6 separate regions of the Homo sapiens genome follow, and all the other regions are linked to region 1. The links are chromatin contacts, found by Hi-C or POLR2A ChIA-PET in ENCODE. All regions are on one chromosome and are shown on one strand. Each heading gives the region's core, a stretch centred on a gene start or an enhancer-like site at or near the end of the contact. The rest is flanking DNA. Distances are from core to core; before and after follow the strand shown. Region 1 holds the start of ARHGAP17 (Rho GTPase activating protein 17). Region 2 holds the start of GGA2 (golgi associated, gamma adaptin ear containing, ARF binding protein 2). Region 3 holds the start of PLK1 (polo like kinase 1). Region 4 holds the start of PRKCB (protein kinase C beta). Region 5 overlaps PRKCB (protein kinase C beta). Region 6 overlaps PRKCB (protein kinase C beta).

What was found. A loop is a pair of places that touch in the nucleus more often than their neighbours do. ChIA-PET counts read pairs that join two places held with the same protein, here RNA polymerase II (POLR2A). Pooled maps may share reads with other maps.
Region 2: a loop to region 1 is called in a pooled map, with 5 times the contacts of the local background. The contact joins the promoter of GGA2 here to the promoter of ARHGAP17 in region 1. A Hi-C loop is called at or near these places in 2 of 37 single-sample maps with no recorded cell type and 5 of 50 pooled maps.
Region 3: a pooled map shows a loop between it and region 1 (2.6-fold over the local background). The contact joins the promoter of PLK1 here to the promoter of ARHGAP17 in region 1. A Hi-C loop is called at or near these places in 2 of 50 pooled maps. POLR2A ChIA-PET finds 5 or more read pairs at or near these places in 2 of 52 experiments (CD4-positive, alpha-beta T cell and PC-9).
Region 4: a loop to region 1 is called in a pooled map, with 4 times the contacts of the local background. The contact joins the promoter of PRKCB here to the promoter of ARHGAP17 in region 1. A Hi-C loop is called at or near these places in 6 of 37 single-sample maps with no recorded cell type and 11 of 50 pooled maps.
Region 5: a loop to region 1 is called in a pooled map, with 2.9 times the contacts of the local background. The contact joins the enhancer-like site here to the promoter of ARHGAP17 in region 1. A Hi-C loop is called at or near these places in 6 of 37 single-sample maps with no recorded cell type and 6 of 50 pooled maps.
Region 6: a loop to region 1 is called in a pooled map, with 5 times the contacts of the local background. The contact joins the enhancer-like site here to the promoter of ARHGAP17 in region 1. A Hi-C loop is called at or near these places in 2 of 37 single-sample maps with no recorded cell type and 2 of 50 pooled maps.

Annotation. Positions count from the first base shown.
Region 1 is chr16:25,013,791-25,016,798 of GRCh38, reverse strand. ARHGAP17 (Rho GTPase activating protein 17) reads left to right here and starts at 1,430. Exons shown (of 20, transcript NM_001006634.3): 1 at 1,430-1,590. The coding sequence starts at 1,538. It also overlaps the pseudogene LOC100421171. RefSeq lists silencers at 1,292-1,541, 1,622-1,671, 1,732-1,781, 1,842-1,891 and enhancers at 1,205-1,873, 1,874-2,542.
Region 2 is chr16:23,509,045-23,512,052 of GRCh38, reverse strand. GGA2 (golgi associated, gamma adaptin ear containing, ARF binding protein 2) reads left to right here and starts at 1,559. Exons shown (of 17, transcript NM_015044.4): 1 at 1,559-1,732. The coding sequence starts at 1,642. RefSeq lists silencers at 1,283-1,332, 1,403-1,632, 1,703-1,872.
Region 3 is chr16:23,677,505-23,680,512 of GRCh38, reverse strand. PLK1 (polo like kinase 1) reads right to left here and starts at 1,624. Exons shown (of 10, transcript NM_005030.6): 1 at 1,173-1,624; 2 at 261-429. The coding sequence starts at 1,580.
Region 4 is chr16:23,834,733-23,837,740 of GRCh38, reverse strand. It overlaps PRKCB (protein kinase C beta), which reads right to left and starts at 1,758. Exons shown (of 17, transcript NM_002738.7): 1 at 1,393-1,758; 2 at 335-366. The coding sequence starts at 1,565. RefSeq lists enhancers at 653-792, 1,056-1,601, 1,602-2,149 and silencers at 1,103-1,182, 1,513-1,592, 1,623-2,262.
Region 5 is chr16:23,851,552-23,854,559 of GRCh38, reverse strand. All of the region lies in intron 2 of PRKCB (protein kinase C beta), which reads right to left. Among named protein-coding and RNA genes, the nearest start is that of PRKCB, 17 kb to the right of the region's middle. RefSeq lists an enhancer at 951-1,040. Within about 2 kb of position 1,579, at least 2 of the 41 ENCODE cell types and tissues checked have a DNase peak (open chromatin) inside an H3K27ac peak, as active enhancers do.
Region 6 is chr16:24,012,900-24,015,907 of GRCh38, reverse strand. All of the region lies in intron 3 of PRKCB (protein kinase C beta), which reads right to left. Among named protein-coding and RNA genes, the nearest start is that of PRKCB, 180 kb to the right of the region's middle. RefSeq lists enhancers at 1,158-1,227, 1,338-1,457. Within about 2 kb of position 1,572, at least 7 of the 41 ENCODE cell types and tissues checked have a DNase peak (open chromatin) inside an H3K27ac peak, as active enhancers do.

The sequences.
Region 1 (3,008 bases), core at 181-2,680:
ACCTTGCTGTAACAAATTTTCCAGTTCTTCAATCTTTTCTTCCTAATTGCTTAGATTTTCTTGATGCTTACAACTTATTTCCCTCAATTTCTGTTGATGAACATTCTGTAATACTGATAATTCAAGCTGATGGTCATCAGTATCCTGACTTCTTTTTTGTTTGAGCTCCTTGATGATATTAATATTTGGTGTTTGTAGTTTGTAGATTTCATTTTCATCAAAACTAGTTGTTCCTCCTATTTTATAAGTCTGAGCAATACATTTCCAATGGCCAACTGGAGACTCAAGTTTTAGAACTTCATTGGACTATCTGTTTATTTCTTGTTATGATGAAATTATGTCATAAAAACCCATGTAAGCGTCGTGGAACACTGAAGCATGATGGGTACCACATGGAATGGAGGGGATGCAGTGTGGATGGGAACCTCCGGCCTTCCCTGAATGTGCTGACTCCAGGGCTGGCTGCCGGTCCTGCAACCGATCCTGTAGTGCTTGCTTTCTTGTTTTAGGAAGGCTCATTTCTACCTCTTTCTGTTGTAATTGATGTCGATAACTTTTAGTTTGCTGCCCTATCTGAAGCTCTGATGCTTCCTAGGTCTCTCCTAGGTCACTAAAAAGATCTTGAAGTCCCTCATTCTTTGATATTAAGAATTCCAAACTGGCATCAGTCTCCTTTATCCCATAGTTAGGGAGCTCTTTCCTTTTTCTATGACATTTAGGAGCACATTTGAGATGTGGCTGATGAAAGAAGCCACATTGCTGCCCATCCAATGCAAAGAAGGGGCTTACCTGGAGCCAAGGCCACCAAACCAGGAAGACATGAGTGTGTGAGCACGTGTGTTAAGGAAAACACACATTGACTTTAATTTTTTTTTTTTTTTTTTTTTTCGAGACAGGGTCTCTCACTCTGTTGCCCAGGCTGGAGTGCAGTGGCGCCATCTCGGCTCACTGCAACCTCTGCCTTTCGGGTAAAAGCCGTTCTCCTGCTTCAGCCTCCTGAGTAGCTGGGATTACAGGCGTCCACCACCACGCCCAGCTAAATTTGTATTGTTAGTAGAGACAGGATTTCACCGTGTTGGCCAGGCTGCTCTCGAACTCCCGAGCTCAAGTGATCTGCCCCCTCGGCCTCCCAAAGTGCTGAGATTACAACGTTGAACCACTGCGCCCTGCTAGAAACAGCTTTTCATACGTTGAAATAAACGAGAGGGTGACCGGGCAGCGTTGGGGTCGGGGAGGCCAGGCGGAGGAGGCCTAGTGGTCTTCTCGCCCGGGGCCTTCTAGCTCTTCGCCCGTGTCAGGTAAGGCACTGTTAGCCTCGGCTCGGTTCGACTCGGCTCTACTCGGGCTCAGCTCGGCTCGGCCAGACCTAGAGGGCGGGCGGGCGGTGCCACTGGAAGTGACGAGGCGAGGGCGGGGCCGCCGGCCCGGGGAGCCACCGCCGCGCCGCCGTTTGGGCCGGGAAGCGATGTAGTAGCTGCCAGGCTGTCCCCCGCCCTGCCCGGCCCGAGCCCCGCGGGCCGCCGCCGCCACCGCCGCCATGAAGAAGCAGTTCAACCGCATGAAGCAGCTGGCTAACCAGACCGTGGGCAGGCGAGTGCGCCGGGCAGCACGGGGGTCGCACCGGGGCTGGGGGCGGAGGGCGGAGGGCGCGGGGGCGGGACGGCTCCTCCGCGGTCCGGCGGCTCTGAGCTGGGCCGCAGCCCCTGCCCGAGACCAGCGGGGCACGGGCCCGGGGGCTGCGCCGCGCTGAGGCCCGAGCGCCGCGCTCCAGGCGGCCCGCCTGTCTCTCAGCGCCGCCGGGCTCCCGAGACCTGCAGGGGAGGGCCGCCGCCTCCTCCGCCACACCGCGGGGTCCCCTGCCCATTGTCCCTGCCCCGGGAGCATCGCCCTCGGGGAGTAGACCCGGTCCTTCTCCTCCCTTCCCGGGGGCCGAGCCAGCTGGGATCGCTGCCCTGGGCTCAACAACGGTGACTTCTGTCCCTAACGCTGTGCCGAGCGCTGTGCTGTGGGGGGCGGCAGTCCCAGGCTTTCCCGGTGCTCCCGCTGTTTGCGAGTCCTTCTCCTGTAAGTGCATGGCGGCAAGAAATGGCTAGAGGGACATGAAAGCCAGCCGGATTTGCTCAGTGAGTTCAGAACGCCCTTTGAGGGAATTCGGAGGTGGTGCTGTCTCAAAACCAGGGCTCCTAGGAACTGGACTGCTGCTGCCAGTTCTTGACATTTAGAAATTAGGAATTGGCGGAAAAGGATTATGGAGACGCCTTGCGCCAATTTAAAAAGTCTCACCTTAGGTTTGGAAACAAATGCTTCTTTATCTTCCTTTGCTACGGTTGAAGTGCTTAACAAGAAACGTTATTGATTATTAAATGGCAGGCTAGACCAGAGTTGGTAGATCAGGTTGTCAGAACAAGAAATGATTTGTGGTTTTTGAGAGTTTCTGGAGGTGACTGTCATGTGCTGTATTATCTGGGGCTAATATTTCAAGGTCTTTCAGGGCAGCTGGCTGTACTGTACCGATTTAGTGTTTATTCAGCAAAGAGATACGAAAGTATGAATTTCTCACAGCTCTTCTTTTGATTTTCTGTTTTTAACAGTTAAGGGGAGTTTGGTTTGGCTGAAGCACGTGGGACACTTCTTTTTTTTGAGTGTATGAAAATACTTTTACTTCCTCTCGAGTTTTCTAAATTTGCTTTTTACTGTTTCATTTCCTCCATCTTTTTGCTTAGTTTCCTTGTTTAATTTTTTCGATTCCCTACCGTATTATTGTGGTGAGAATTAACTCTTATTTTCAGGGTTAATCGCTGCCCCTAAAGCCCAGACAAACCTACTTTTCTGTTATTTGCAGGAAAATTAAAGAAATAATGCTGAGAGGAAGGTAGACGTGTGGTAATGGCGGCTGATGTTTCAAGGAACAGTTTACAAGCACATGATAATTTCTTGTGAGTTTCGTACCCTTGTTAGTGTTCTGAGCAACGTGCATTGTGGAACTAGTATTTAGTAAGTGCCAAGAT
Region 2 (3,008 bases), core at 310-2,809, 1.5 Mb after region 1:
GTGTTGTCTAGACAGCACAACCTTCCAGGTTCTAGCCTTTCTTTGTCTTTGAGAAGTCTCATAACTCTGTTAAGTTGATACCAATGCAAAATAATTCTTGCCTATAAATAGGTAAATTCCGCTCACTGGAGGGACAGCTCTCACCCCGGTCGAAAAGCCAGTTTTGCCTCCATTTGCACATTCGTCTTATCTTCCTTTTTTTCCAGATAAATTTGCCCTTCTTTGACTTCACTTTTGGATTGATTATAACATCTGCTTGGTTCCCTCATGTAATTAAATAAAATATTTAACACGTATTCATTTCATAATTATGATAATCATGACATACTTTTTTGGGAAAATTATCTTTTAACAGAATAAGCAAGTAAATAATACATCGATGGTGTACTGTGTGATGCAGAAAATAAAGCAGAGTATTGAGGAATGCAGGACATGTTAGTTTAGAAGTGTTCCAGGAAACCAGGGAGGTGGAGGTTGCAATGAGCCGAGATAGCACCACTGCACTCCAGCCTGGGCGACAGAGCGAGACTCCATCTGAAAAAAAAAAAAAGTGTTCCAGGAAAACCCTTCTGTGAATAAAAATGCAAGCACATAGGCCGGGCGTGGTGGCTCACCCCTGTAATCCCAGCACTTTGGGAGGGCGAAGCGGGCAGATCACGAGGTCAGGAGTTCGAGACCAGCCTGGCCAACATAGTGAACCCTCGTTTCTACTAAAAATACAAAAAAAAAAAAAATAGCTGGGTGTGGTGGCATGCACCTGTAGTCCCAGCTACTCGGGACGCTGAGGCAGGAGAATCGCTTGAACCCAGGAAGTGGAGGTTGCAGTGAGCCGAGATGGCACCCCTGCACTCCAGCCTAGGCGACAGAGTGAGACTCCGTCTCAAAAAAAGAAAAAAAGAAAAATAAAAAATAAATGCAAGCACTTTGGGAAGTCGAGGTAAGAGGATCTTGTAGCCCAGGAGTTCGAGACCACCCGGGCAACATGGTGAAACCCAGTCTCTAACACACACACACACACACACACACACACACACACGGTGAAACCCAGTCTCTAACACCAGGAGTTCGAGACCACCCGGGCAACATGGTGAAACCCAGTCTCTAACACACACACACACACACACACACACACACACACACACACACGGTGAAACCCAGTCTCTAACACACACACACACACACGCCAGGCGTGGTGGTGCCCTCCCCTAGTCCCAGCTCCTCCGGAGACTGAAGCGGGAGGATCGCTTGAGCCTAGGAGGTGGAGGCTGCAGTGAGCCGTGATCGCGCCATTGGACTCCAGCCTGAGTGACAGAGCAAGACCCCGTCTCTTAAAAAATAAAAATGCTAAAAGAATTATTCGTGTTCTTCTGAAAATCAAATTTAACTGGGCGTCTTGTATTTTATCTGGCAACCGTACGGTGAGTGGTCTTAGAAGACCAGCGCTGGGTGGAGGGATCTGGACTAAGAAATGTTCCGGCCGGTCCCGCGTGGAGGGGGGGCCTGGGGTGGGCGTGGCGCCAGCGGCCCCGCCCCGTCACGTGTCCACCGCTCCTGCCGCGCAGTCAGCAGAGGAGAGCGCCAGGACGCTACAGCGGCTGAAGAGGCAGTGGCGCCCGCGGCCGCAGCGTCGGGGCTGGAGCGATGGCGGCGACCGCGGTGGCGGCGGCTGTGGCGGGAACCGAGTCGGCCCAGGGTCCCCCGGGCCCGGCAGCGTCGCTGGAGCTGTGGCTCAGTGAGTAGCCTGGCAGGCCTTCGGCGCAGCCGCTGCGCCGCACGTGAGGCCTCGCTTCCCGCCTCCCGGGGCCTTGCTTCGGGGCGGGCGGCCGCAGGGGAGGCCGGCGGCCGGGTAGGGGGCCTGGGCCCGGCGCGGTGGGGAAGATCGCCCAGGGGTCCCCCGAGAGGAGCCCCAAGCATCCGCCGGGGCAGCGGCCCCCTTCTGAGCTCTGCCCCTCCCCCTCCGCCCACCCCCCAACTTAGCAGCAGCACAGGACCCCGACCCCCACCCCAATGGCTACGTGACCTGCGCTTTCCCCTGCGCCAGGCACTGTGCTCACAGCGGCTTAGTCCTGCTTAATCCTCATTCCCACCCCGAGCTGGCTTCTATTATTAACCCCACTACGGAAGCGGGGACCTTGAGGCTTAAGGAGACGCAGTCGTGCAAGACATGCAGTCTGTTTGGGGCTGAGAAAGATCTCTATCTGGCTACCGCGTCAAAAAGAAATTTTTTACCTTTTGTGTTTACTTTGGCCAGACTTTTTTTTTTAAACACACACACACGTGTGTGTGTGTGTGCGTATATATATATATGTGTGTTTTTTTTTTCCTTTAAGAGACGGGGTCTCATTATGTTACCCTGGTTGGGCTCAAACCCTTTGGCCAGAATTCTTCTGCATGTCTCCTGTAAGCTTCACAGTCATCTTAGGGGTTATTATTATCTCCGTTTTACCAATGAGGGATTGAGGTTCAAAGGGGATAAAGAATATTCCCCTTGTACCCAGCTCTGCTAGGTGCCAGGAACACTGAGATGCATAACACAGGGTCCTTGCTCACCAAAACATTTTTTAGTGGGTACAAGCCGGCAGTCACATCACCTTACTAACGGGATTGGCGAGGAGGAGGAGGGCGTTCGTTTCACCTGTGGTGGTAGGAGTTGGTTTACCTGGGGGTCGTCACAGCCGACCGCATTCCAGGCAGAAGAAACTGCGTGTGCAAAAGCTGGGGACAAGAGAATGTGGAGCACTCCGGGAACAAGTAGGTCAGTCCGCTGGAGTGCAAGCCTAAAGCTCAGGAATCCGGGAAAGGGGCTGCACGGCTAATTGGGGCGAGATCTTCAAGAGCCTTGTGTGCTGCAGAAAGGAGTTTATGTTTTATCCGAGGGCGGGGTTGCTGTTTGGGAGTTTTCAGCCGGAGAATCTGATCAAGGAAGCCTGTTAAAGGCGTCACTTGCAGCCATATGGTGCTAAATTGGGCGGAGAGGGTGAGACTTCAGGCAGGGAGAGCGGCTAAAA
Region 3 (3,008 bases), core at 375-2,874, 1.3 Mb after region 1:
GTCCTCGTATTACTGAAGCTTTCACCTGTTTAAAAGGAGTTCTGAATCAAACTTTTTGTTCAATCAAACCTTCCAATTTAAAAAATAAAAACAAATTCAAATTCTTTGTAAAAAAAAAATATTGCATTGGGGCACAAAAAAATAATGCATCTGTAGGCAAGATACTGACTTGTGGGTTGTCTCCTTCCTTTCTCCCAGCCTCCTCCAAATTCCAGCCTCTTGTAGTGATGTCAAGCACCCCTGCAGGCTCAGCAACTCACCTATTTTCACCTCCAGATCTTCATTCAGGAAAAGGTTGCCCAGCTTGAGGTCTCGATGAATAACTCGGTTTCGGTGCAGGTACTGGCAGCCAAGCACAATTTGCCGTAGGTAGTATCGGGCCTCAGGCTCAGTCAGGGCTTTCCTCCTCTTGTGCAGCTCCAGGAGAGACTGTGGGTGGGAAGGAGAGGGCAGGAGGGATGGGGAGGTGGATTGAGGCCGGTGGGGAAGGGAGAGGGTTACCAGGCAAAGGAAGCACAGGACTGGACTCTGGACTCCCAAGGGATGAAAGAGGGGTCTTGGTGGGTTTCTCTCCTTCCCTATGCCCCCACCCCATTCCTTCTCCAGCACAGCGGCATCTGGACCCTGCCTTAACACTGTCCACAACCATTCGCAGCACCCCTTCTCCTACTAGCTTCCCCCCTTACCTGGGGGTCCTCTCTCAGCCCCACTCCGGAAGCTCCGAGTCCCCAGCACCAGATCCCTTTCCTGACTCGTATCTCCCCCGGAAGGCCCGAAGTCTGGCTCCAACTACCCCCCCACTGACCCAGCTCCACCCCAGAAGCTCCCAGGGCGCGGCATCACTAACCTGGGACTCCTCCCTGGGTACTCCAGGGCCCTAGCGTCCATTACCAGCACCCCTCCCCCCAGCACCTCGCGTCCAGAAGCTGACTTCCCTATCAGCAACATGACTCAGACTCCACTTCACTGGAACCCCCTCCTCTAGCAGCTCCCAGAGCCAAGAAGCCCTTACCAAAGACACTTTCCATACGTAAGCGGGAGGCTCCCAGCACCCTTCTCTAGCAGCTCCAAGTCCCAGGCTCTCCCTTGCTGGGTACTCTTTCCAGCAGCTCCAGGTCTGGGCGCTCCAACTGCCCCGCAGGCAGTTCCAGTTCCCCAGCAGCGACACTCACCCTCCGGCGGCAGAGCTCCAACACCACGAACACGAAGTCGTTGTCCTCGAAAAAGCCGTGGAATCCTACGACGTGCTGGTGGGCGAGGCTGCGGTGAATGGATATTTCCATGGACATCTTCTCCCTCTGGTGCGGCTTGAGCAGCAGAGACTTAGGCACAATCTTGCCCGCGAACACCTCCTTGGTGTCCGCGTCCGAGATCTCGAAGCACTTGGCAAAGCCGCCCTTGCCCAAAAAGCGGCCCCGCACATAGCGCCGCCGGCTGCGTGGGTCCACTAGGACCTCCGGGATCTCTTTCGCCGGTGGAGCCGCCGCCGGAGCTCCGGGAGCTGCAACTCCGGGGACCCCGGCTTTCCCAGGGTCGGCCGGTGCCCGTGCCAGCTTCCCTGCAGTCACTGCAGCACTCATGCTCCCGAAGCTGCGCTGCAGACCTCGATCCGAGCAGAGCCTCCGCACCGCTCCGCTCCTCCCCGAATTCAAACGCGGCGCTGGGAACGTTACAAAAGCCTGCGCGCCACTGATTGGCCGCGGGGATTTAAAATCCAAACCCGCCCGCCGCGCGGCACCATGGGAGCGCCCTGCGCAGCAGCAGCCTTTAAACCCGGACCCAGCCGGGGAAAACCTGATTGACACGGACGCCCGAACACGTGGGATAGCCTGGGAAACCAAACCCGGCGTGGATGCGGAGACCCAGCCCCGAGAGAGGAGGAATTCCTTCGGGGTTTCTCCCTTTCTCGGGCGTCCGGGAAAGCTCCTGCGGTTCACTTGCGCCTCCTCCAGGAAGCTTTTACTTAAATCTTCCTCTACCTCGGGGCCAGGGAACAGTAGCATCGCCATCACCTGAGAGCTTGTTAGAACCGCAAAGGCAAACGTTCAGGCCCTACCCCAGACCTCCCGAGTCAGTGTCCGCCTCTCAACAAGACTGCTCAGGTGATTCCTACACATCCTGAAGTTGGAGAAGCACAGTACCAGAGCCCCCCATGATGCAACGAAGCTGTCTGGCCTCCTCGCTACTGAATTTCCCAGGGCCTAAAATAGTGGACACTCAGTTTCTTGGTCAGAGGGAGGGAAGGTTGGAAGAATGCCTAGCAAACTGGCAGGTCATAGCCAAATGTGTCTTGCGGGGTTTTGTTTGGCCTCCCCCCACGCCTTTTTTTTGTGTGTGTGACGGAATCTTGCTCTGTCGCCCAGGCTGGAGTGCAGTGGCACGATCTCAGCTCACTGCAACCTCTGCTTCCCGGGTTCAAGCAATCCTCCCGCCTCGGCCTCCCTAGCAGCTGGAATTACAAGCATGCACCACCATGCCCGGCTAATTTTTGTAATTTTAGTAGAGAAGAGGTTTCACCATGTTGGCCAGGCTGGTCTTGAACTCCTGACCTCAAGTGATCTGCCCCTCGGCCTCCCAAATGCTGGGATTACAGGCGTGAGCCACCGCGCCCCGCCATTGTAAAACATTTACAGCATTTAAAAGAGGAGCTCATAAAAGTTGGGATTTGTGGCCTTTCCTGAAAAAAATCAGCTCTAGCTACTTACTCTGTGCCTACATGCTTTCAGTTTGCCACAGTTTACAGCTACACCCGTTTGTTCTGTAGGTACTTGAGTGGCAACCCTGGAACAGTAAAATACCCACGTTAAAAGCTCTTTCTCTGTGCCTCCTTAGCACCCTCTGATCCTTCATAGAGCCCAGCAAAAATCAACCATACTATAAGCATCCTTCACCTGCCTTGCAGCTAAGCTGAAGGACAATGAGGACAATGATGCCGTCCTTTCTACCCCATGTCCCAAGCTCCCAGAGCAGTGCTTGGTAAAAAAAAAAGGGTACTTACTAAAATGTTG
Region 4 (3,008 bases), core at 509-3,008, 1.2 Mb after region 1:
AGGTTCTCCCAGAAACGTCCCGGGAAAACACTTTCTCCCCCAGCGGAACTGACCATGCCAGGATTGCTTCAGGAGACCGCTTTGACTCTTCCAGAGCCGGGAAGGCAGGAAGGGTAGGTGAACTTCCTTGGCATGTAAGACTCCCAAGCGCCATCGGCCCCAGTCACACACACACCCCTTGAAAGGACCCTGTTGTGGTGAAGAATTCCTAGCCTGGGAGGTCACTCCGACCAACGTGATTCTTTCACTCTCTGCCTAACTCAGTAACTTCTTCTATAAAGTATTTTTCACCCTCTCTTCCCACAAATAGCATCCCCAAAGCCCCAGAGCCTACCTTGGCACTGGAATCCCTGCTTCCCGAAGCCCCTGCAAAAGCAGAAGGAGGTGTATGTCAGGCAGCCCGGGGGGCCCAGCCTCCAGCTAGTTACCCACAGAGTCACCCGCCTTCCTCCCTGCCTCTGTACCCCAGGTGCAAACTCCCAGCCACAGGCGGGTGCCCAAGAGTCTTCCGCCTTTGTGGGGGTAGGTGGGAGCTCGGCTGTAACCCCCATCTGCCTTCACTCCTGCAGAAGAGAGGAGGCTGCGACCACCAGGTGGCGGGATAGTGGGGAGCGTTTCCGTCGGGGTAGGGGCTGAAGGCAGGCGACAGATGTACCCATAGATGCCCCGAGCACCCTCGGGAAAAGAGAAGAGATAAAGACGCATTCAGAGGGAGGGCGAGAGTGACCCCGCGGCGGTGGTGTCCTCTGGGAGGGGGACTGGGAAGGAGGAAAGGATGCCCCACTACTGGAGGGACTGGGGAAGAAAGGGGCCCGCAGTGATGTGACCGAGGAGTGGAAAGGGGAACCCAGGCCCTCGGGGAGGGGCAATGGGAGATAACACAGGGCGCTGCCCGGAGGCACAGAGGAGTGAGAAAGGATGTCCCATGCCCGCAGGGAGATAGAGAAGGACACCCAGGGCGCCGCCCCCCCCGGAAACAAGGGGTGGGGGGCGAGGGCTCCTCGCGCCCGGAAGCAGGCGGAGAGATAGGGAACCCCGGGTCGGAGAGCACCCGAGGCGCTGCCCTCCAGGGCAGGCACAGACCCCGCGCGCTCCTAGTCAGGTGGAGCAAAGGCTCCCGCGACGCCGCCCCTGGGCGCTCTAGAGGCGCCTGAGAGCAGGAGAGGGCAGGAGGCGCCCCGCGGCGGCCCGTCTGGGACCAGGGTGGGGACAGGGCAACGGCAGGACTGTCCATCCGGGAGTCCCGGGCAGCAGGGTCCGGAGCCGGGAGTCCGGAGACGCGGGGTCCCAGGGTGCGGAGGGCGCGGAGGGCGCAGAGGGCGCGGAGAGGGGGTCCCTGGCGCGGCGCTGCCCTCGGGGGCCCGGGAAGGTGCCCTGCGCGCGCGCGCTCACCAGATGAAGTCGGTGCAGTGGCTGCAGAAGGTGGGCTGCTTGAAGAAGCGGGCGGTGAATTTGTGGTTCTTGACCTCATGCACGTTCTTCTGCCGGAGGGCGCCTTTGCGGGCGAAGCGCACGGTGCTCTCCTCGCCCTCGCTCGGCGGCGGCCCCGCAGCCGGGTCAGCCATCTTGCGCGCGGGGAGCCGGAGCCCGAGAGGTGCCGGCCCCGGGGCCGCGGGACCGCGGGCTGCGGGCCGGGGAGGCGCGGGAGGCGGCGGCCGCTGCTGCACCCGGGGCCGCGGGCGCTTCCCCTGCGCCGGCTCTGGCGGCCGCGGCGCGCGGAGCCGGGGCTGTCACTCGCCCAGCTGCTGCCGCTCGTCCAGCTGCGCTTGGCACCGCTGGCCCCAGCTGCGGGGGAGGGAGGCGGAGCCCCGGGCCAGCCCCGCCCTCCTCATTTGCATCGCGCCCAGGCCCCGCCCAGCGCTGCCAGCTGCTTTACATATCGGCGCCCGGGCTACCGCGGGCCTCGCGGCTAAGCGTGCACAGCCGCAGCTCTGCAGCGCCGGGACCGCAGCCCGGGGTCGTCGGACCCGAGCCTCGCCCCCCACCCCACCCCGTCCTCGGCCCCCGGGGCTGCGTTCAGGAGATGTGCCCAGGGGAGGAGCGAGAGTGGAAAGACCTACGGGGCGAAGGGGAGCGGGTGGAAGGGGTGGGGCGCAGCGAATTCCACCCCGGCCTCTGCGGAGACTGGTACCCATCCACCCCCATCCATCCCATTGGTCATTCTGCACGCGTCTCCTGGAGGGATGGGCTCCCGCTGTCACTCATTCGGAAAGGCTTGTGGCCGCACACACTTACACACACATACACACACACGTTCTGCAGAGGTAGGGGAGGAGCGATCTTTATTTTATATGTCTCTAACTCCACCACAGAGAAGATTCTTGGCTTTGCTTGCCTCCTGCACGTTTGGAAGAGAACTCCCTACCTTCTGTCCATCCCCTCTGCAAAACGACTCCGTTTCCCCAACTGTAACATAGGGCTAATAGTGTGGGGAGGAAGGATTTCAGTAGATCAATATTTTTCCAAATTTCATTCATTTCTGACTCGTCTTCACAAATTCTGGTCGTATTTGTGCACCCTCTGGGGGAAAAAAAGCCTATCTCTTTTGGTCTGAGTTTGAACAGCAAGAGGTATCTACATTATTAAAATATCTCCAGGTGCCGTCATCTGTCCTAAGCATCTTCGACTGAAGTCATCTTTTATTTGTTAAGAGAGGAAATTAATAAATGCTAGAGGGGTGTTAAAGACATTACTATCCAACCAGGACTCTCTCCTTGATGTGATCTGAAGGTAACTGAAAGGGTAATAATTGTCTACAATGTGTAATTCAATGTTATTTAGCGCCCTGTTCATGCACAAGGCCTAAAGATACCCACTGCCACCATGTCCCCCACTCTGGGAACGCAGAGCTTCATTAGGCTGTGAGCTCCTTCACCAGACCTAGGCTCTGTGAGAGCAGGGGGGCTGTTCACCACCATGTCGCCCAGCACCAAGCTCAGTGCCTGACACCTCCCAAGACCCCAGTAAATATTGGTTGATTGAGTGAGGGCATGGATGAACAAGTGAAT
Region 5 (3,008 bases), core at 330-2,829, 1.2 Mb after region 1:
CAGGATAGCCCACTGGAAGATGAAAGACCTGAAGAGAGGCCCCAGTTGTCCTAGACATCCCTGCTGAGGCCCCAGGAAGGTAAATGAGCCCAGCCAAGAACAGCCAATCCCTGCCCAGATCAGACAGACCACCCAGCTGAGCCCAGCCCAAATTACTGACCCACAGAAACTAAAACTAAATAAAACAGTGGCTACTTTAAGCCACTAAGCCTTGAGGTTATGTGCTATCCAGCAATAGATAATTGATTTGTTGGGTGTCCAGTCAAATATCTGGAAGTAGAACCAACAAAGGATTCTTCTATATAACAAGTCAGCTTAGAAGAGAACTAACCCGGCCTCAAAGAGATCTGCTTGGGATGTCCACAGGTGATATGGTTTGGCTGTGTCCCCACCCAAATCTCATCTTGAATTGTAGCTCTCATAATCCCCATGTGTCATGAGAAGGACCTGGCGGAAGGTAATGGAATCATGGGGGTGGGTTTTCTAATGCTGTTCTCGTGATAGTGAATAAGTCTCACGAGATCTGATGGTTTTATAAAGGGCAGTTCCCCTGTGCACGCTCTCTTGCCTGCTGCCATGTAAGAAGTGCCTTGACCTTCCTTTGCCTTCTGCCATGATTGTGAGGCCTCCCCAGCCATGCTGAATTGTGAGTCAATTAAACCTCTTTCCTTTATAAATTACCCAGTCTCAGTTATGCCTTTATTAGCAGCATGAGAATGGATTAATACAACAGGCAACCAGAGAGGCAAGAATTCTGACTGATTGAAAAACTAGAAAGTCTGACAAGAGCCAGATTGTTCTAATAACTAAAAACAAGAAAAGTGCTTCTTTATTTCACTTTTAGGAACACAAATAGAACTCACTCTTTCCCTGCTATGTTTGATAAGATAAAGACGTCCAGAGTTTTGCATCTTAGTTTTACCAGTCAAGTGAGAGATAAAACTAGATACATCACCGCAAAGAAAGACAAAGGAAATTATGGCTTTGGAGACTGGAGTGAGATTTACTGAGTTCATCAAAACCTGTTTTCTTTTCCTCCTGGACATAGAGCTAGTCGACATGTCCCAGGACCCCCTTCCGTTGGTTGCCTCTTTGCCTGGGTTCTGGCAAATAGAATGTGAGCAGAAGTGATGTGACTTCCTTCCCCAGCTGAAGTTGTTGTGAAATGAGTGTGCTTTCTCAATTTCCCTTTCCCCTTCCACTGGCCCAATGGGGAGGACCCTGGGGTCCTGTGTGACTCTGTGGAAGATGTCCTGACCAGGACCACCTGCACTGGTTAGTGACATGAGTAAGAAATAAACTCCCTTCTGTCAAGCCACAGAGACTTCAAGGTTTGTCTGTTACAGCAGCTTTAATAGATTCTTACTAATACAGAATTTTTGAAATGTTAAGCCCTAAAAATAGTTTGTGAGCTCAAGTTTTCCTAGTATTTACAGAGCTAAATTATTGTGTGGAAAAACTGTCAGAATGCCCTGGCTTCCTTGTTGAACAGTCTGGAACCGATGGGCAACATTGAAACAGGAAGCAGATGTTCCCCAAAGAAGGCAAACGGCACCATTCCCCAATGGGTGATTCCAGAAGGTGCCTGTCTCCCATACGGATTTCACTTCCTCTATGCAAAACTAAAAAAGTCCCAGCTAACATTTCTCAGGCTCAGCCTCAGTAACTTAAAGCTCTGCACTTTTTAAATTTTTTAACAGAAAAATGGGCATAAGTCAATGGAGTTGCATAACAGAAAAGTGGGCATAAGTTCAGGAACAGATGAAAGTAATCATAGGTGATAGAGGTTAGGATAGTGATTACTCCTGAAGGATACGGTTGATAGGGATTGTGAGATGATGCTTCTAGGGTACCAGCATGTTCTGTTTCTTGATCTGGATGTCAATCAATTCTTCTTAAACTCTTCCAAAAAATTAAGGGAGTATTTCTAAACTCATTATCCAAGACTATCATACCAAAGCCAAACAAAAACACAAGAGAAGAAAACTATAAACCAATATCCCTGATGAACATAGATGGAAAAATCCTCAACAAAATATTAGCAAACCAAATTGAAGAACACATTAAAAGAATTTTATTCACCATGATCAAGTGGGATTTCTCCCTGGGATGCAAGGATGGTTCAACACATAGAAATCAATAAATGTGATACCCATGTTAACAAAATAAAGGATAAAAATCATATGATCATCTCAATAGATGCAGGAAAAAAAAGCACTTGAAAAAAATTAACATTCTTTCATGAAAAAAGTACTCAGCAATAAGGTATAAAGGAAATGCACTCAACACAATAAACACTATGGGCTCTATTATGACAAACCCGTAGCTAACATCCTTCTCAGCACTGAAAAGTTGAAAGCCTTTCCTCTAAGATCAGGACGCCCACTCTCACCCTTTCTTTTCAATAGAGTACTGGAAGTCCCAGCCAGAGTAATTAGGAAAGAGAAAGAAATAAAAGGCATCCTAATAGGAAGGGAAGAAGTGAACTTGTCTCTATTTGTTGACAAGGTGATTTTATATACAGAAAACCCTAAAGAATCCACTAAAAAAGCTGTTAGAACTGATCAACAAATTCAATAAAACTGCAGGATGCAAAACCAACATACAATCAGTAGTGTTTCTATATTAGATTATCTAATTATTCTAATTTTATATACTAGCTTATCTAATAACAAACTACCAGACCAGAAAATTAAGAAAACAAACTAATTTACAATAGCAGCAAAAAAAAAATTACTTAGGTGTAAATGTATCCAAGGAAGCAAACTATCTGTATACTGAAAACTATACAACACTGATGAAAGAAACTGAGGAAAACACAAATAAATGAAAAGATATTCCGTGTTCATGGACTAGACAAATTAATATTGTGAAAATGTCCATACTAGCCAAAGCAATCTACAGATTCAGTGCAATTCTTATCAAAATTCCAATGTCATTTTTCACAGAAATAGAAAAAACAATCCCTAAGTTCATATGGGACCACAAAAGACCCCAAATAGCCAAGA
Region 6 (3,008 bases), core at 323-2,822, 1.0 Mb after region 1:
TATATATTTCCACTTCTTGGACTTCAGTCTTGATTTCCTGTGCCAATTCCTTCTACTACAGCTATAAGCCATTCACTTATTTAACCATTTAGTCACCAAATATTCGTTGAGTACCTTCCCTATGTCAGTCTAGTTGGGGAAAACAATAAAGAAGCATAAACCAATGTACACTTCCAACAGCTGCAAAGGAGACACTCAGTGCTTAGAGAATTTACAAGGAGAGTGTCGGCTGGATAGAGTCAGGAGGGCTTCCCTGAGAAAATGAAGTTTAAGCTGAAATCTTAAGGAATTAGAGGGTGTAACCAGGCGATGGCCACCTAGCTGGGGCTCTGCCCCATGGGAAGGGAGTAACTGCTCCACTGCATGAGGTTCAGAGTCAACCCAGGTAGACCTGGCTGACACCACCCCACCTCCACCTGCTGGCTTCAGGCTCTGCCTCAACCCCCGTGACCTGTTCCCAGCTTGGACCCCTCAGCCAAAAGACCCTAGCCCCACTGAGAGGGAGTTTAGCATGAGATCAGGGGTCAGATTCTATAGCTGGAATGTGCAAATTCAACACCAGCTCTGGTAATTTCCAGTCGTGCAGCCTCGAGCAAGCTACTTGAGTTATATAAGCCTTGATTTTCTCACCTGTAAAATGGAGAGAAGAGCTGTCACATGGAGAGAAATGACAGTGCTGGAGCAGACACTTCAAGGCCAGACTGTCTGAGATTGACTCCCAACTCAATGACCTCCCAGCTGTGTGACTTTGGACAGGTTACCCAACCTCTCTGAGCTTCAGGGTCCTCATCTTTAAAATGGAAATAAGGCCAGGCGCGGCAGTTCACACCTGTAATCCCAGCATTTTGGGAGGCCAAGGCGGGCGGATCACTTGAGGCCAGGAGTTCGAGACCAGCCTGGCCAACATGGTAAAACCCCATCTCTTCTAAAAATACAAAAATTAGCTAGCTGGGCATGGTGGCGGGTGCCTGTAGTCCCAGCTACTTGGGAGGAAGTTGAGGCAGGAGAATTGCTCGAACCCAGGAGGTGGAGGTTGCAGTGAGCCGAGATCATGCCATTGCACTCCAGCCTGGGTGACAAGAGCAAGACTCTGTCTTAAATAAATAAATAAAAGGAAATAATAATCACACTAAATCCTCATAGGATTATGAGAATTTAATGGATTAATATTTGTAAAAGACTCAGCACAGTGCCTGGCACATCATATATACACTATGCAAGTGTTTGCTGAATATAATGAGCCTGCTTTCTAGATGTGTACAGATTAATGAAATCACAATGATGATGCTTAGCTTGGCACAGTGACTGGCATGTAGTATCCATATGACAAATGTTAGCTTAGAATAAAAATGACATCTGTGATCTTGGGCAAGTCACTGCCATGGTCTGGTCTCAGTTCCTCCTTCTGAAAACAAAGGGGTTAGGCTTGGTATTCCCCAGGGGGCCTTCGAGTTCTGGTGGAGGCTGTTCACAGAGTGAGCCCCACCTCTTCCTGTGCAGGCCGGGTTGTGCATTCATTGCTCAGGGTGTACAGTAGTTTCAGGGAATAGTCACATGGCAACGGATCACACCCACATTATAAATAAATCCTCCATCACCCACAAAACCACACCCATCTCCTCCCCTCCCCACCCCTCTCCCCCTGCAGTGCCGTAAGCCAACTAAGGGAAGTGGTCTGAGCACCCCTTTTTGCTAAGTGGGGGGTCCCGTAAATGCAAGATCACAACATAAGATTATTCAACTTGCAAAGCCGCTGCCAGCTTGGTTTCCAGGTGCAGCCCTGGATGCCCAGCTTCCTGACAGCACCCTCTGTCACAGAAGCTCTCAGCACACCCAAGTCTGCATTTCAGAAGAGCAGAAAGATCCTCTGTATAGAAGGACACGGTGAGTTTGTGAATTACAGAGGAGCCTCCCATTCCTGCAAAGGATGCTGCTGGAGCAAATGCCTGCCAGGTGGCCATCTGCACCGGGGACTCTGCACACAGCAAGTCCAGGCAGGCTCTGATCCTCATGACCGCTAGAAACAATGACCCTGAACCAGCAGGCCCGCATAGACAAGGGCCCTAACTGAGGAAGGTGAATTCTGTGCAGGCCAACTCTGATGTCTATACTTTTTTTTTTTTTTTGCAATTCCACATCTCACCTTTCATCTTTTACCAAGAACCTCACTAGGACGCCACTCTGCTGAACAGACAGGTATTGAAGAGCTATTATGTTCATGCAGCATCCTAGGTGTGGAGTGATCAAACAACGGATGCCAACCCCACCTTCAGGGATTTACAGATCCCAGCAGGGGGTAATAATTACTAGTGCAGTAACAGCTACCACATACAGCACTCACCATGTGCCAGGCACTGTTCCAAGCGCCTTACATATTATGAACTAATTTGATCCTCAACGACCATGTAAAACAGGTTTTTGACTATTCCTATTTTATAGGGGAGAAAACTGAGACACAGAGAAGTTAAGTAACTCGCCCAAGGTCACACAGCTAGTGATTCATTTTTATCCAGAATCTGGGTTCTTTGTCACCATGTAAGTAAATATTAGGTTGGTGCAGAAGTAACTGTGCTTTTGCCATTATTTTTAATTACTTTTAACTAATTACTATTGCACCATTATTTACAATAGCAAAAACCGCAATTACTTTTGCACCAACCTAATATTTAGATGTCCCTAAGATATGTGACAGCAAGAAGAGGTATGTGGTGTGCTGAGTACAAAATATTGGAAATGGGCCTGGTCAGGGAGGTCAGGAAGGGCTTCCCTGAGGAAGTGATGCTTGAGCTGCAGTCTAGAGGACCAGCGTGAGTTGACCAGGGCCCTTAACCCTGCATGCAACTGAGAGGTTCTGAATCAATCAGAGATTTGGACTTAGTTGGTCTGGAATGGGTGCAGACACTGCATTCAGTTAAAAAGCCCTGCAGAAGATTCTACAATGCAACTAGAATTGAGACCCACTGAACTCACAGGGAAGAAGAGAGAGAAGAGTATCTCAGCCAAGGGAG